Regions from separate parts of the Homo sapiens genome. Here region 2 is linked to region 1. A link is an interaction called in ENCODE POLR2A ChIA-PET data of the cell type or tissue named here. Cell type or tissue: Panc1. All regions are shown on one strand.

What was found. ChIA-PET counts read pairs that join two places held together with the same protein. Peaks named below come from ENCODE experiments on the same cell type or tissue, not always from the same donor. Only the 100,000 strongest peaks of a DNase experiment are listed, where the experiment ranks them.
Region 2: POLR2A ChIA-PET joins it to region 1 with 12 read pairs; 2 of 35 experiments call an interaction of 5 or more read pairs at or near these places.

What each region holds. Positions count from the first base shown.
Region 1 is chr6:32,892,743-32,896,742 of GRCh38, forward strand. LOC100294145 (a long non-coding RNA gene) reads left to right here and starts at 1,434. Exons shown (of 2, transcript NR_037178.1): 1 at 1,434-2,185. It also overlaps the pseudogene HLA-Z. In Panc1, no CTCF peak of the experiment used is centred here; a DNase peak (open chromatin) is centred at 1,919; H3K4me3 peaks cover 2,123 bases; H3K27ac peaks cover 2,197 bases.
Region 2 is chr6:32,231,224-32,235,223 of GRCh38, forward strand. No RefSeq gene overlaps it. Among named protein-coding and RNA genes, the nearest start is that of NOTCH4, 9.2 kb to the left of the region's middle. In Panc1, a CTCF peak has its summit at 3,876 (motif pointing right); no DNase peak of the experiment used is centred here.

The DNA.
Region 1 (4,000 bases):
CTTCCCACACATGCATAGGATAAAATAGCTCTACTGGACTTTTTATTAATCAAAGAGCCCGAGAGACAGCTGAATGGCTGAACCAAGCAGAGAGTGGAAACTTGGGGAGGGTAATTCCTTGCTGGGCCTTAAAAGGAGTCCACAAGATAGGAAAAAAACGAAAAAGCCAAATAAGATGAACCTCTATTCAGGCCCCAATGAGAGGCTGCTTGACTCTGATCTTTCGTTAGCTGGCTCAAAATTTTGTTCTTAAAGAATTATTTTTACTCAAAATCAAGAACTGTTAGAAAACAAGAAAAATTATGGAGTTTTGTTGTTGATTTCCACCTCTCTACATATATATATGAAATACATATCTCCTCCCGATACACATGCACACACGCAAAAACATATTTAACTGAAACAACGGTTTCATGAAACTATAGTTACTCTCATTACCTGTGATGCAGGCAAGTATTTTCAATTGTATTTTATTCTATTTCATTCTACTTGGAAAAAAAGTCTTTTGGTCTCAACATAAATGGGTTCTGACCTGCAGTTTCAAGCCAATACGTTACAGTAAGAGTAAATGTAGGGTTTCTCCCAGTTTTATCTGGCAGTCCCAAAGTCAGGATCAGAGTAACCGATGGAGCATCATTTGTACGCTCCACGTCTGAGGAGGAGGTCTGGGAAAAGATCCAACGTGTAGGACTGGCGCAGAGGCTCAGGCCTGTAATCCCAGCACTTTAAGAGGTGGAGGCGGGAGGATAACTTGAGGTCAACAGTTCGAGACAAGCCTGGCAAACATGGTGAAACCCCGTCTCTACTAAAAATACAGAAATTATCCAGGCGTGGTGGTGCGCACCTGTAGATCCAGCTCCTCGGGAGGCTGAGGCACGAAAATCGCTTGAACGCGGGAGGCGGAGGTTGCAGTGAGACAAGATCACACCACTGCACTCCAGCCTGGGCGACAGAGCGAGACCCTGTCTCAAATAAAAAAAATAATAATAATAATCCAATGTGTCCCTAGTCTGGCTTTCAGGGTCTTAGATGAGGTTCGGAAGTGGACTTAGGAGCCTTAGGAGCGCAGCCAGTGCTGTGGATTCCCACATCCACGGGACCTGCGGTTTCGGGTTATTCCATTCAGGGATACATGACGTCCCTCATTTCTACCTACCAGTGGGCTGGTCAAGATTCTCATTTATCAAGTCAGTTGGAGTGGGCTTAAGTAAGTTCTCAGCCAAGGCTGTGGGGTCTGGAGGACCAGATATCCCGACCAAAAGCCCCCCCTCCCATTCCTTTCACACGCCTGCCGCAGAGGTGCACGGGTGCGAGTGGGGAACTGAGGCAAGAAGCAGATGGGGCGGCACCGAGAGAAGAGAAACTACGCTAGAGGAAAAGCTCGAGCTGTTACCCCTCCCAACTTCTTCCGCCTTCCGCCTTCCCCCTTCCCCCTCTTTCCCCTCTTGCCCCTCTCCAGCTTTTCTGGTCCAACCCTCTTCTGCGCCTAACACTGGCACCTCCTTTTCTTCCGGCTGATGAATAATTGTCCGCAAACCAGCCTCTCTGGGGCACTGAGGGGCGGGAAGGTTAGAAGGAGCCAGGGCTAGAGTCCTGGAAGGTGGCAGTCAGGTCGCAGGGCCACAGCAGTCACTCTGCGACTCTCTCTTCCGGTGTTTCTCCAGCGCCAAGCGGGAGAAGACGGAGCCTGGGAGCTGGGACTGGAGGAGCGGGAAGCGCAGTATCGGGACCACGGCTCTGGGACCAGGAAAAACGCAGACTCTCCAGAGTCAATGTCTACTTCAGCCAGCTCAAGGGCGCGACAACCTGGCGCCGAGCATCTCAGGCCGCCGCGGGGACCCCCCCTAAGGGACTCGGGAACACCTGCCTACCCTAGAAGAGGCGGAGAATAACCCCGTAGGGAGTTAAGCGGCCTCTGCCTACAGCGTTCCTCCCGCCTCCACGGCGCCGAGCCCTGATTGACGTTCAGCCAGGCCAATCATAGCCTGTGTCTGAGGCGCGCGGAGCTGGAGCGCCCAGGGCATGTCCGCCGATCCCAAGGAGGCAATCTGTCAGGCGCCGCCCGGGCGGCAGTATGCCTGAGGGGGTCCTCCGTGTTCGCGCCTCCCGCCGCCTGCACTGAAAGGTCTGTACCTGAGCCTGGATACTTGAACAGAGGCAGACACTGCGGCTCAAAACCCCAAGGGTAGGTACCTATTGTGCGGAGTCTCGGAACGCCTGCCTGGAAGAAGAGTTCCGGCGGCTCCCCGAACGCTTGGAGAAAGCGCTTGGATGCAGTTGCAGGGTGAGATTTGAGACGGTGATTGTGTTTTCCAGCAGGCGCTCAGGCGGGGTGGTGAAGGAGGGATACAGACCTCTAAAGATTCCTCTCTCGTTGGGGTGAGGTGGGGAACAGCAGTGACAGTAGTTCTCATCCCTGAGCCTCCTCCGGGCCGGCCCGTGGAGGAGAGAGAAGGGGAGGGAGAAGGGTTTGCCCAGGCCTTCAGACACTTTACTTTGTGGGAGATGTATGTGCTGAGTGTCCCTGCTCTGGAGGGATTGTTAAAGAATCCAGGTTCTTGGGGAGTGTCTCAGGAGAACACTCCAGGTGATATCCTTATTCTTCCTATTTTCACCGTGTTGGTTTTTTTTTGGATATAACTTGTTCCCTTTAACCCGAGGTGGCCTTGGTGTCTGGCAGCTGTTTTCTCTGCCAGGCACCACCCTCTGGGCCTCACGTCTTCATCCCTCAAGTCCGCTGCCTCTGAGCTGCTACTTAGATCTGGTCTGTTTCTACCTCTGCTGGACCAGAAGTTTGCATTAACGCCCCCACCCCATCCTGCAAGACCGGCGCTTCCAACCAAGGGCTCTCTCCTCTGAACCTAGAACCTGCTTGGAAATCGAGTATTTCCTCTATGCCCAGGTGGAGATTGATGTTTGGGTTTCACATCTCCCAACTCTGTTGGGTACTATGTCGTTTCTCAGCTTGGTTGTATGTGCCTCCATTGAGTGGACCGTATCTCCAGAATTTCTCCTAACCCTCCCAGTGTACTCCCCTGCAATCCTTTCTTTTTTTCTCCAAATCCCCCACCCCCCACCAGAAATGACTTTACCCCTGTGCCACTTATTTTGGCCTGGAGCACTAAGGAGCCATACTACACCCAATGCCAGAGGTGGAACAGAAATGAGGTTTGAAATGGGAACCAGAAGCTAATCTGTGGGAAATTCTTTTACTCCTCAGACGTGTAAAGATGTGTTGGAGACTCTCGTAAATATGTATTCAGTAATGCAGCATATACAGTGATCACCATGTATTCATTTTTTATGGGAATCAACAATTCAGAATGATCAAAAATCCCTGTGTGTAGAGACATGAATCTATAGGAATATCACACATAGTGAGCACAACTGTGAGTGAAATCCCATGTTTCATGCATCCCAGCAGTCCCAAAGGGAGCCTCCAAATGTGTACGGGATTCAGACTCCATGTAACCTGCATCTGTCTATGCACTAGCTATGTGAGCTGTTACCTCAGTCTTGATGAGGTTACTCAGGAAGTCTGGGATCTTGATTTTTGCCGGTCACTGATCACCTGGCTACAGGAAAGGAGACCTAAATCCAGAACTTAAATTTATGAACACCAGGTCTGTAGGCACTAGACCTCAGAAGTAGGTGAGTAGGTGGCTATTGGTTGGTCCCTTCTGGAGTGAGGCAGAGATACCTATGCCATATGCAACATAAAAGGTTGCCTGAGCCCCTCAGCCTGAGGTAGAGTAAGGAGGGAGAGGTGGAGAGGGACTTTCTTCTCAGACCAGGGAAATCAGAAGCCATCAGATGCCTTCAGTAGGGAATCCAGCACAAAGAGGATCATAAGTCATCTCCCCACTTCTCTATAGTCATCATAGACGTAATTGCTAACCTACCCTTCCTTGGTGCTCTGGTTAGTAGAGTGAAGTTGAGATAATATAAATGAAAAAACTGAGCAGAAAGGGAGTGAGGATACGGGGCCTCTTCAGTTTGC
Region 2 (4,000 bases), 660 kb before region 1:
ATTCTCGATGTGGTGACCAGTGAGAGATGATTGGGGCATGGTGAGTCTGATTTGGAATATATTTTAAAACTAGAGTGGGTATAGTTTGACTGAATAAGGGGTACACAGGTTGGGTCTCCAGGAAGTGGACTTTGAGATTTAACCCGGAGCTGGGATGGCCCTTCAGAGCCATCCCCAACTGGGGCAAGGGAGCTGGGTTTTTGCCCCCCACATTAATCAGTCACGGAAGGTGGGTTGCCCCTAGAAAGAGTGTGACCTTGGGGAAGCAATTATCTTCAGTCCACAAAGAGGGCTGAGAGGTGAGGGCTGTCCTTGAGCAGAAGACTTGGGTAACACTGTCAACTAACTAAGCCTAACGGACATCTATAAAACACTCTGCTAAACAATAGCAGGATATACCATTTTTCTCAAGTGTACATGGAACGTTCTCCAGGATAGGCCATATGCTAGGCCATAAAACACGTCTCAATAATTTTAAAAGGACTGAAATAATACAAAGATGTTCTCTGATCACAATAGAATTAAATTAGAAATCAACAACAACAGGAAATTTGAGAAAATTACAAGTGTGTGAAAATTAAACAGCATGCTTCTAAACAACCAATGGGTGGAAGAAGAAATCACAAGGAAAACCAGAAAATATTTCAAGCTGAATGAAAATTGAAACAGAACATATCAGAATTAATTTTTGACATGTAGCTAAAGCTATGCTTAGAGGGGATTTATAGCTTGTAATTCCTATATTACCTCATACCATACACAAAAAACCAACTTAAAATTGATCATAGACCTAAATGTAAGTGCAAAACTATAAAACTATTAGAAAAAGGCCTAAAAGTAGATATTCATGATGTTGGGCTAGGCAATGATTTCTTACATATGATACTTTCTTACATCTACACAAGCAATAAAATAGTATTTTGTTTTTGGAGACAGGGTCCTGGTATGTCACCCAGTCTGGAGTGCCATGGTGCAATCATAGTTCACTGCAGCCTCAACTCCCGGGCTCAAGTGATCCTCCTGCCTCAGCTTCCTGGATAGCTGGGACTACAGGTGCATACAACCACGCTTGGTTAATTGTTAAATTTTTTTTTTTTTTTTTTTTTTGGTGTGGAGACAGGGTCTCACTATATTGCCCATGCTTCACATAAAATATTGATAATTGGATTTCATCAAAATTGAAAACTTTTGTACTCCAAAAGGCACCATCAAGAAAGTGAAGGCTGGGTGTGGTGGCTTACACCTGTAATCCTAGCACTTTGAGAGGCCGAGGCAGGTGGATCACTTGGGGCCAAGAGTTTGAGACCAGCCTGGCCAACATGGTGAAACCCTGTCTCTAAAAAATGCAAAAATTAGCCGGGCATGGTGGTGCATGCATGTAGTCCCAGCTACTTGGGAGGCTGAGGCAGGATAATTTCTTAAACCTGGGAGTTGGAAGTTGTGGTGAGCCGAAATCATGCCACTGCACTCCCGCCTGGGTGATAGAGCAAGACTCTGTCTCAAAAAAAAAAAAAAAAAAAAAAAAAAAAGAAAGTGGAAATTGCCTTCATTAAGGAAAAAAACAAACATAAAAATAACAGCAACCATAAGAAAGTGAAAAGATAAACAAAAGCAATAGAATGAGATCAAGTATTTGCAAATCATTTATCAGATAAGGGACTTGTATCTAAAATATAAAAAGAACTTTTATAACTCAATAATAACAATAAAAAATGGGCAAGAGATTTGAATAGACATTTCACCAAAGAAGATACATAAATGGCCATCAAATACATGAAAACATACTGTTTGGGGTTCACTTAGCTTCTTGCATCAATCAGTTAATATCTTTTGCCAAATTTGGGAGTTTTTCAGGCATTGTTTCTTTGAGTACATTTTCCTGCTCCATTCTCTCTCTCTTCTTCTTAAATGCTGATGACAGAACGTTAGTTAGCTCTTTTGTTACAGTCCCATAAATGAACCTCTGTTCATTTTTTTCAGTCTATTTTTCTCCGTTGTCCAGATTGAGTAATTTCTCTTCTACCTTTAAGTTCGCTGAATCTTTCCTCTGTCCTCTCCAATCTGCTGTTAAGCCAATCTATTGAGTCTTCAATTTTCATGATTATATTTCTAAGTTCTAAAATTTCTATTTGATTCTTCTTCTTCTTCTTTTTTTTTTTTGGAGATGGAGTTTCACTGTTTTTGCCCAAGCTGAAGTGCAATGGTACGATCTTGGCTCACTGCAACCTCTGCCTCCCAGGTTCAAGTGATACTCCTGCCTCAGCCTCCCAAGTAGCTGGAATTACAGGCACCTGCCACCATGCCTGGCTAACTTTTTGTATTTTTAGTAGAGACGGGGTTTCACCATGTTGGCCAGGATGGTCTTGATCTCTTGACCTCATGATCCGCCCACCTCCGCCTCTCAAAGTGCTGGGATTACAGGTGTGAGCCACCTCACCCGGCCTGATTCTTCTTTATATCTTCCATTTCTTTGCCAAAATTTCTGGTTTTCATTTGTTTCAAGAGAGTTTGTAATTGCTTGTTAAATGTTGTTTTTTTTTTTTTTCCTTTTCTTTTTGAGACAAGGTCTTGCTCTGTTGCCCAGGCTGAAGTGCAATCATGGCTCACTGCAGCCTTGACCTCCTAGGCTCAAGTGATCCTCCCACCTCAGCCTTCAAGTAGCTGGTACCACAAGTACACACCACCATGTCTGGCTAATTAAAAACATTTTTTTTTTCCAAGGGGCTGGGACCACAAGTACACACTACCATTCCTGGGTAATTATTATTATTATTATTATTATTATTATTTTGTTGTTGTTTTTTGTAGAGACAGCATTTCCCTATGTTGCTGGTCATGAACTCCTGGGCTCAAGTGATCCTCCCACCAGGCATGAGCCACTGCACTTGGCTGTAAAGCTTTTTTTTTTTTTTGAGACAGAGTCTCACTCGGTTGCCCAGGCTGGAGTGCAGCAGTGCAATCTTGGCTCACTGCAACCTTCACCTCCCAGGTTCAAGTGATTCTCCTGCCTCAGTCTCTCGAATAGCTGGGATTATAGGCATCTGCCACCATGTCTGGCTAATTTTTGTATTTTTAGTAGAGATGGTGTTTTGCCATGTTGGCCAGGCTGGTTTTGAACTCCTGACCTCAAGTGATCTGCCTACCTCGGCCTCCCAGAATGCTGGGATTACAGATGTGAGCCAATGTGCCTGGCCTGTGAAGCTTTTTTATTTTTATTTTTATTTTTTTTGAGATGGAGTGTTGCTCTGTCACCCAGGTTGGAGTGCAATGGCATGATCTCAGCTCACTGCAACCTCTGCCTCCGGGTTCAGGTGATTCTCCTGCCTCAGCATCCCTAGTAGCTGGGATTACAGGCATGCACCACCATGCCCAGCTAATATTTGTATGTTTAGTGGAGACGGGGTTTCGCCATGTTGGTCAGGCTGGTCTCGAACTCCTGACCTTGAGTGATCCACCCGCCTTGGCCTCCCAAAGTGCTGGGATTACAGGAGTGAGCCAATGTGCCTGGCCTGTAAAGCATTTTTAATACTTGTTTTAAAATACTTGCTTGCTTTAAATATGCATCAGGTGATTCCAACATTTAAGTCAACTTGGGTGTTGATGTCTGTTAATTGTCTTTTCTTATTCAAGATTTTCCCGATTCTTGGTATGACAAGTGATTTTCGCTTGCATCCTGCACATTTTGGATTGTATGTTATGAGACTCTGGATCTTATTTAAGTCTGTTTTAGTGATCATCCTTTGACACCGCACTAGTTGAGCAAAGAGGGTGCTGCCTCACTGCTGTCAGGTTGGGGGAGAGGCCCAGGTTCCTCACCTGGCCTCTGTGAACACTTGAGGGAGCCGTGCTCCTTGTTATTGCTAGGTGTGGATGGGGGTTCAGGCTTCCCACTAGGTCTCTGCTGACACACCCTGGCTGAGAGAGTAAGAAGCACTTCATTCCTGTTCCCCACGGGGTCTCCAGTGACACTGGTTGTGATGGAGGGGGATTTCATACCACC